Regions from separate parts of the Homo sapiens genome. Here region 2 is linked to region 1. The links are chromatin contacts, found by Hi-C in ENCODE. All regions are on one chromosome and are shown on one strand. The core of a region is the stretch at or near the end of the contact, and the rest is flanking DNA. Distances in the headings are between cores, read along the strand shown. Region 1 has its middle 220 kb from the start of MIR4465. Region 2 has its middle 240 kb from the start of MIR4465.

Evidence for each region. Hi-C counts contacts between places; a loop is a spot of excess contacts on that map. Pooled maps may share reads with other maps.
Region 2: a map of PC-9 shows a loop between it and region 1 (24-fold over the local background). The contact joins two enhancer-like sites. A Hi-C loop is called at or near these places in 2 of 168 maps with a recorded cell type or tissue (PC-9 and mammary epithelial cell) and 6 of 50 pooled maps.

What each region holds. Positions count from the first base shown.
Region 1 is chr6:140,461,285-140,464,770 of GRCh38, forward strand. No RefSeq gene overlaps it. Among named protein-coding and RNA genes, the nearest start is that of MIR4465, 220 kb to the right of the region's middle. Within about 2 kb of position 1,652, at least 9 of the 41 ENCODE cell types and tissues checked have a DNase peak (open chromatin) inside an H3K27ac peak, as active enhancers do.
Region 2 is chr6:140,919,707-140,923,192 of GRCh38, forward strand. It overlaps the pseudogene RPS18P10. Among named protein-coding and RNA genes, the nearest start is that of MIR4465, 240 kb to the left of the region's middle. Within about 2 kb of position 1,990, at least 2 of the 41 ENCODE cell types and tissues checked have a DNase peak (open chromatin) inside an H3K27ac peak, as active enhancers do.

The DNA.
Region 1 (3,486 bases), core at 402-2,901:
GTGGGTCATGTGGATATCTGAGGGAATATTATTTCATGCAAAAGGAGCACAAGTTCAAATGTGATTGGTTACTCTGGGAACGTGAAGAGGAGCAGTATGATGAGAGCACTGTCAGCAAGTGATAAAGTGATAGGGTATCAGTTAATGTACCAAGATCTAGATCATTACAAGATATTGCAGGTCAGAATGACGACTTTAGTCAAAATGTGTTGGAAAACCAGTTAATGGTTGATGAGTGGTTTTAAACAGGGGAATAAAAAGATCTATAGGGTCACTCTTACTGCTGAGTGGACAACAGACTGCAGAGAAGCAGGAGTGAGGCAAAGAAGCTGTTGTAAGAAAATTATAGTAGTCTAAGCAAGACATAGTCATGTTGTGGGCTAGACAGTCACCCTAGATTATTGGCCATGCTGTCAGCAGATTTTTACAATCCTCAAAAAGAGAAATGAGGCCAGGCATGGTGGCTCACACCTGTAATCCCAGCACTTTGGGAGGCCGAGGCGGGTGGATCATCTGAGGTCAGGAGTTTGAGACCAGCCTGACCAACATGGTGAAACCCCATCTCCATTAAAAATGCAAAAATAAGCCGGGCATGGTGGCAGGCACCTGTAATCCCAGCTACTCAGGAGGCTGAGGTAAGAGAATCATTTGAACCTGGAAGGCAGAGGTTTCAGTGTCACAATTGTCACTGCACCCACTGCACTCCAGCCTAGGCGACAGAGCAAGACTCCATCTCACCAAAAAAAAAAAAAAAAAAAAAAGAACATGTTACAGAAAGTTATGCGTTCAGTAGTTTAGGAAGTATTTGGGAAATCTTTTAGTCAGTACAGACTAGTTCTGCCACCAAATATTAATGTCCCCTTGGGCAGAAAATTGCAATTTCCCATTTCAGTGCTCAGGGTTTGGACTAAATTATCACAATAACCTCCATCTCTGACCTTCTGTGTTTCTCAGCAGACTAATATAAATGATCTAGAACATGAAAATGTGTGAACTTTAGGACTTCAGTACAACATTAGAGTATCTTATGCCAAACTCCTTCTAATTCCCAGGGAAACATTAGGAAACTACTATTATGTTGTAGAGAAAGAAAGTTAGAAGACTTTTTGGTAAGCTTTTTACAATGAATAATAAATGTGCAAAATCACTTAAAAAAGTCTATTCCTAGGAGCTTTTTCTTGATTTTCGTTTGATTGTCTATAATTATGCAATCCAAAGTCTCCAACTGAATTAAACATCCCATAACCATTTTAATGACTCAGGATAGAAAGAAAAAATTGCAGCATTTAAATTCTGTTTCAATATGATGACTCTTGAGAATTTTACTGACCTTGATGGAATTTTTGGAATTTGAGTTCATTTGTAATCAAACTAGAAAAAAATGTTTTGAAATGCTATTTAGATGCTCAAAAGGATTATTGGACCCTAAATAACTTTCATTACATGACATTTTGATAAGGTCATTGTAAGTGAGTCAGAAACATGGACTACATTTCCTTTAAAAATACACATCCCTTCACAACAGATTTGGTCCTAACTCATTTTGGCTTTTGCTGAATCCCAAGTGTTTTTCCTTCTACTTTTTTTTCCCTTTAAATTCTCCAGTAAACTTGCTAAACCGGTAATCTAGGTGAGCTCACCTGCTCCTTCCACTCACTTCCCTGTTGAATTTAGCCTCGGGCTTTGCTTTAATAGCATAGATCCTTAGAGCAGAGAGTTTTATACACAGGAACAGGGGAAGCACAGAGTCTAATAAAGGCCTGGGAATTTTTGTTGTTGTTGTTTCTTTTGAAAAAGGAGAGCTCTAAGGGAATGATATTGTTCCAGAGAACTGACTCAAATGTGTTCTGTATTTGAACTCTGTGATTATGAAATTTCAACTAAAGCTATAAAAAGCAAAACTAACAGACACCAGAGCATGCCAAAGAAAAACAGGATGTTCTTTTTTGATTGGGAAATAATTATCTAAGTTCAATGGCTGGGTCCAGGTAGTTGAGTTTACATTTGCTTCTCCCTCATTATAGAATCAGTTGAATTATGGTAAATTTTCCCTAAGCAGCCAAGCTGTCATTCAAAGGGGTGATTTTATTGGGGTGCAAATCCCTTTTGTTATTGCTTCAGTCCATTTTTTAAATGGATTTGAAGCCTGAGGGGAAAGTACAAATTAAGACAGACTTTTCTCTTTATGCGGTGAACCCAGCCTGTCCTGCCTGCTGCATCCCACTCTAGTACCTCCAGGGTGTTCATCTACCCGGAAAGTCCTCTGCTATTTTATGCTCTATGGAAGTGAGATGTAAACAAAACTAGCTTACTTCTTTCTCAAAAATCATTACACTGATTGGATTATGTCCTTAGCAACAGAATGAATCTCTCTACATATGTATTACTCAGTGATTGAAAACTGAGGTTCAGTTTTGAGGTAAAGTAGAATGCACTAAAAAATTGTAGGATTGCAAATAAACAGTAACATTGCTAATGATTTTCCATGTCTTCCATGTGGGGGAAAGCAGGACAGAGAGTATGGCTTTTTAAAATAGTGAAATTGACTCTTTAAAATTTTTAGAATTGGAGTTCTTCAGTTTATTGGAAATGACACTGCTGAAGACAATTTAAACATTCTGTTTAAAGTAAATGAAAGAATTATACCGTAATAAAGATCTAAAATGATTCACAAGGATTATAACAGAAACAAATTTATATATTACTTGCACCATTTTAACTAGATACTATAATGGAAAGGAAAAACAAAATCAGAAATGGTTACTCTCTTCTGGGAAGTCACTGGTAATGAACATACTTTCCTTAACAGCAATGAGGGCATATTTTCTTTCTTTTTTGCCATAAGGGCAATAATGTCATAAGATATATTTTAGAGCTTAATACCCTGTCATCAGAAATTCAGTTTAATTTTTAAATATAACATCCTTACATTAAAATTTAGAAGAATAATTTTTATGTTAAATAAGGTTTTCAGTAAGTATACTATATATTTACATATATATGGAATATGAATATTTATGAAGACACACGTGAACACTCATATATTTTCTTCAGAACTTGAAATGACCTCAGAAAATTGTTAATTTTCTTCCTTTGTTTCATGGCAGCATTACCATAATCAGTTTTAGATATCATAATATGCATTATCTTGATATCCCAGAAAATGGCATTTCATGAGTAATCTTCATTCTGCATCATCTAATCTAAGTTCTTCCTGCCATACCCTTAGACTTTTTTCCCTTGCTCTTTTATCAACAGAAATGGTCATCAGCATATGAACAATAATATTCCTGCATTTCCTTGAAGCCTGTTATCACCGTCCTTCAAAATCTCACTCAAAGTCTGCTACCACCATCCTTGGAAATGTCACTGGGGACCAAATAATTACTATAAACTTCCTTAGCTAAACCTTTCAATCTAGACTTTGTATCAATTTGACTGCTCTCCTGGATACCCTATTCATGTTGTACCCAACTATGTTAAGTC
Region 2 (3,486 bases), core at 740-3,239, 460 kb after region 1:
AAATATTCCTTGATTTACAATGAGGTTATATCTAGATAAACCGGTTGTATGTTGAAAATATTAAGTCAAAAATGCATTTAATGCACTTAACCTTTAAAACATCATAGGTGAGCCTAGCTTACCTTAAATGTGCCCAGAACACTTCCATTAGCCTACAGGTGGGCAAAGTCATCTAACACAAAATCCCTTTTATAATATCTCTTGTAATTTATTGAATACTGCACTGGAAGTGATAAACAGAATGGTCGTTTCAGTTGTTTACCCTTGTGATTGCGCAGCTGACTGGGAGCTGTAGCTCACTGCTGCTGCCCGGCATCCTGGGACTGTATCCTGCAGCTAGCCAGAGAAGAGAGCAACATTCAAAGTATGGTTTCTAGTAAATATGTATTGCTTTCACATCATCATAAAGTTAAACAATTGTATGTCGAACCATAGTAAGTCAGGGACCATCTGTATTGCAAAATGCATAAAAGCCATGATAGTTATCTTTCTCTACTTCTCTTTCTCATCTCATTGAGATAACCAATGCTAATAGCCTAAAATGCTCACTTTCAATCCTTTTTTGTTGTTCATGAATATATATATATATACAGGCATATATATTTACATATATTATATCCACTGTTTTCTTTGTTATTAAAGTAGAATCATATGATATACACACACCTTTGCAACTTTCTTTTCCCCTGAAAGAGTGACTCCCCATCAGTTGGAAGAGTAAGATTTAACAGTTTTCCAATACAATTGTCTATAAATACAGATACATGTAGACAAATACAATTTTATTTAAATTAGGTTTTTTTCATGGGCACACCCGTTTCCTTCCCTCTCTTCTCTCAGGCAGTCTGTGCCAAAAAAAAAAAAAAAAGCAAAACAAAACCCTCAGGTATATAAATCTTTTCTTTTTTCACATAATCTTCCATACATTTTTTCCCTCTTTCACTCACACACCTGCATGAGTGTATAAAATAGAGCAATTGATAACTCCAAACACTCTTTTCTGCATATTACCTTTAAAAAAATCAACAGTAAGGCTTCGAATGATGATTGAAAAGACCCAGTTCAAATATACAGCTTCTCCTCAGATCCTTGGGGCCATACCAAGATGGAACACATTTATGGGGCCAATATAAATCTTTCTCCAAGGTGTCCATTAACCCTCGGATCTCTGAAGAGTAAACAATCAGCAGACTCAATTCAGACTCTGCTCCAAGGCTTTCCAGATTGTCCCCTAAAGCCTCCAGGTTACCAAGATCTTGTATTTCTCAAACAGCGTTTCTCAAACATTTGGTTCAAATCCCTTTATATTCTTGTTATTCAGGACCAAAATACTTTTATTTTTGTGGGCAATATCTCTGAACATTGATCGTATTAGATATGAAAACTAAGAAACTTTGAAAATATTTGTTCACATTTAAAACAGAAATAATAAATGTGTTACATGTAAACATACTACATTTTGAAAAATATTAAGTAAATTAATGCATAATAAGACTATATGCTATACTTAGGTGTTGAATGTGGCTATGGAAAGTTTTATAAAAATGACAGATGAATAACAACTCCTTTTCTGTTCATACACCTACATTAACTTTTTTTTTAAAATGTAAAGGTGTATTCTGTATTACAATTGTTCCTGGATAGAAAATAATTAGCCTTGACTGTTATGGAAAGAAAATAGAGATGACTAAGACTCCAAATATTTGATGAACTACCTGTTGTCATCAAAACGTTCTGAGAGAAATATAAAGTTGTCCTATCACAAGCACATACACGCTATGCATTACAACAGGACCTGTGTTGCAAACTCTTTGTGGCCTCTCCTCAGACATACGTTCATAAATTAGATGGTTCTGGCTCCCTTACATGTGTTCAACTTACAAAACTTGCCACTTCTTTTTGAAGAGTACCTAACAACTATGAACCTATCTACTCCCTCACTGGAAGCTTCTTCCCATAGTAAAAAAGGTGATTTGTTTCCTTAGCTTTGACTCATGTTAACTCTGTGACCATCTACCTTTGAGTGAAGGCTGGAGAGAATGAGTAAGTAAGTGAGTGAGTGAGTGTTTGTGTGTGTGTTTTATAGGGAGATTGCTGGCAAGGAGCTCCTCCTAGAGGTTAGGGAATGCATCTCCCAGTATGTGAAGTTATAATTGTTTTAAGAAACTAAATACAATGTCAAGCGTGCATATGCTCTGTTAGTATAGATGTATATATAGGAAACCAAATTTTTTTTCTATGTGTGTGTAAAAATTTTGTCTTCAGAAGTTGTGTCTTCAAACATTTGGGGTCTGTAAGAAAGTCACAGTAAATAAAAGTCATCTTGATCAACTGTGCCACTTTATAAGTAAGAAAAATAATAACAATCATTTGAAATCTGTTGGCTATCAGAATTTTTGAAATCTTGGACATATATCCCCCAAGCACAATGTTCCACCTTTCCATTTTCAGTGGTCAAAAATTTTAAATTGAAGTTTCTTAACTAGAACTTATGACAGAGATATTTAATAAATAAATTTAGATTTAAAGAATTCTTACAAAGACAGTATAGAGAGTTCCAGTATATCCTATGCTCAGTTTCCCCTATTAACAACTGAAATTAAAATAGTACATTTGTCATAGTTATTGAACCAATATTGATACAACATTATTAACTAAAGTTCATTTTAGATTACTTTTTTAGATTCCCTTGGTTTTCCTGTTTTTTTTCATATAAATTATTTATTAACAGACAAGGCCCACATGCCAATTTCTTCTTGGACACACCCACAGCAGGGCCACTGCAGCCAGTGGTCTTGGCGTCCTTGCCTCAGACATGAAGGCCCCAGAAGTGGCACAGCCCTCTATTGGCCTGAATCTTCTTCAGTCACTCCAGATCTTCACAGACCTTGTTTTCCAGACCATTGGTCAGGACCTGGCTATATTTTCCATCCTTTATATACTTCTGTCTGTTTAAGGACCAGTCTGGGATCTTGTACTGGGGTAGATTTTGTATAATGGTGATCACAGGTTCCACCTCATCCTCAGTGAGTTCTCCTGCCCTCTTGGTGATGTCAATGTCTGCTTTCCTCAACACCATGTGAACATATCTTCAACCCACACCCTTAATGGCAGTGATGGCAAAGGCTGTTTTCCACCGCCCATTGATGTTGGTGTTGAGTATTCGCAAAATATGCTGGAACTTCTCAGGGATCACTATGGATATGGCAGCAACACAAGTGGAGGTGTGGAGGCCACCTGTGGAACAGCTCAATTTTCCTTAACGTCCTTTTTCTGTCCTAAAATCCCAACCAGCATACCACATTACAATTAGTTGTCCTGTGTCCTGTGTCTTGTTTGTGATAGTTTCTCAGATGTTCCTTGTTTTTGATGACTGACAGTTTTCAGGGTTACTGCTCAGATACTTGGATATTTGGTAGAATATCCCTTAGTAGAGATTTGTCTGAACTCTCTTTTGTGGTTAGAATGCACTATATGTTCTGGGCA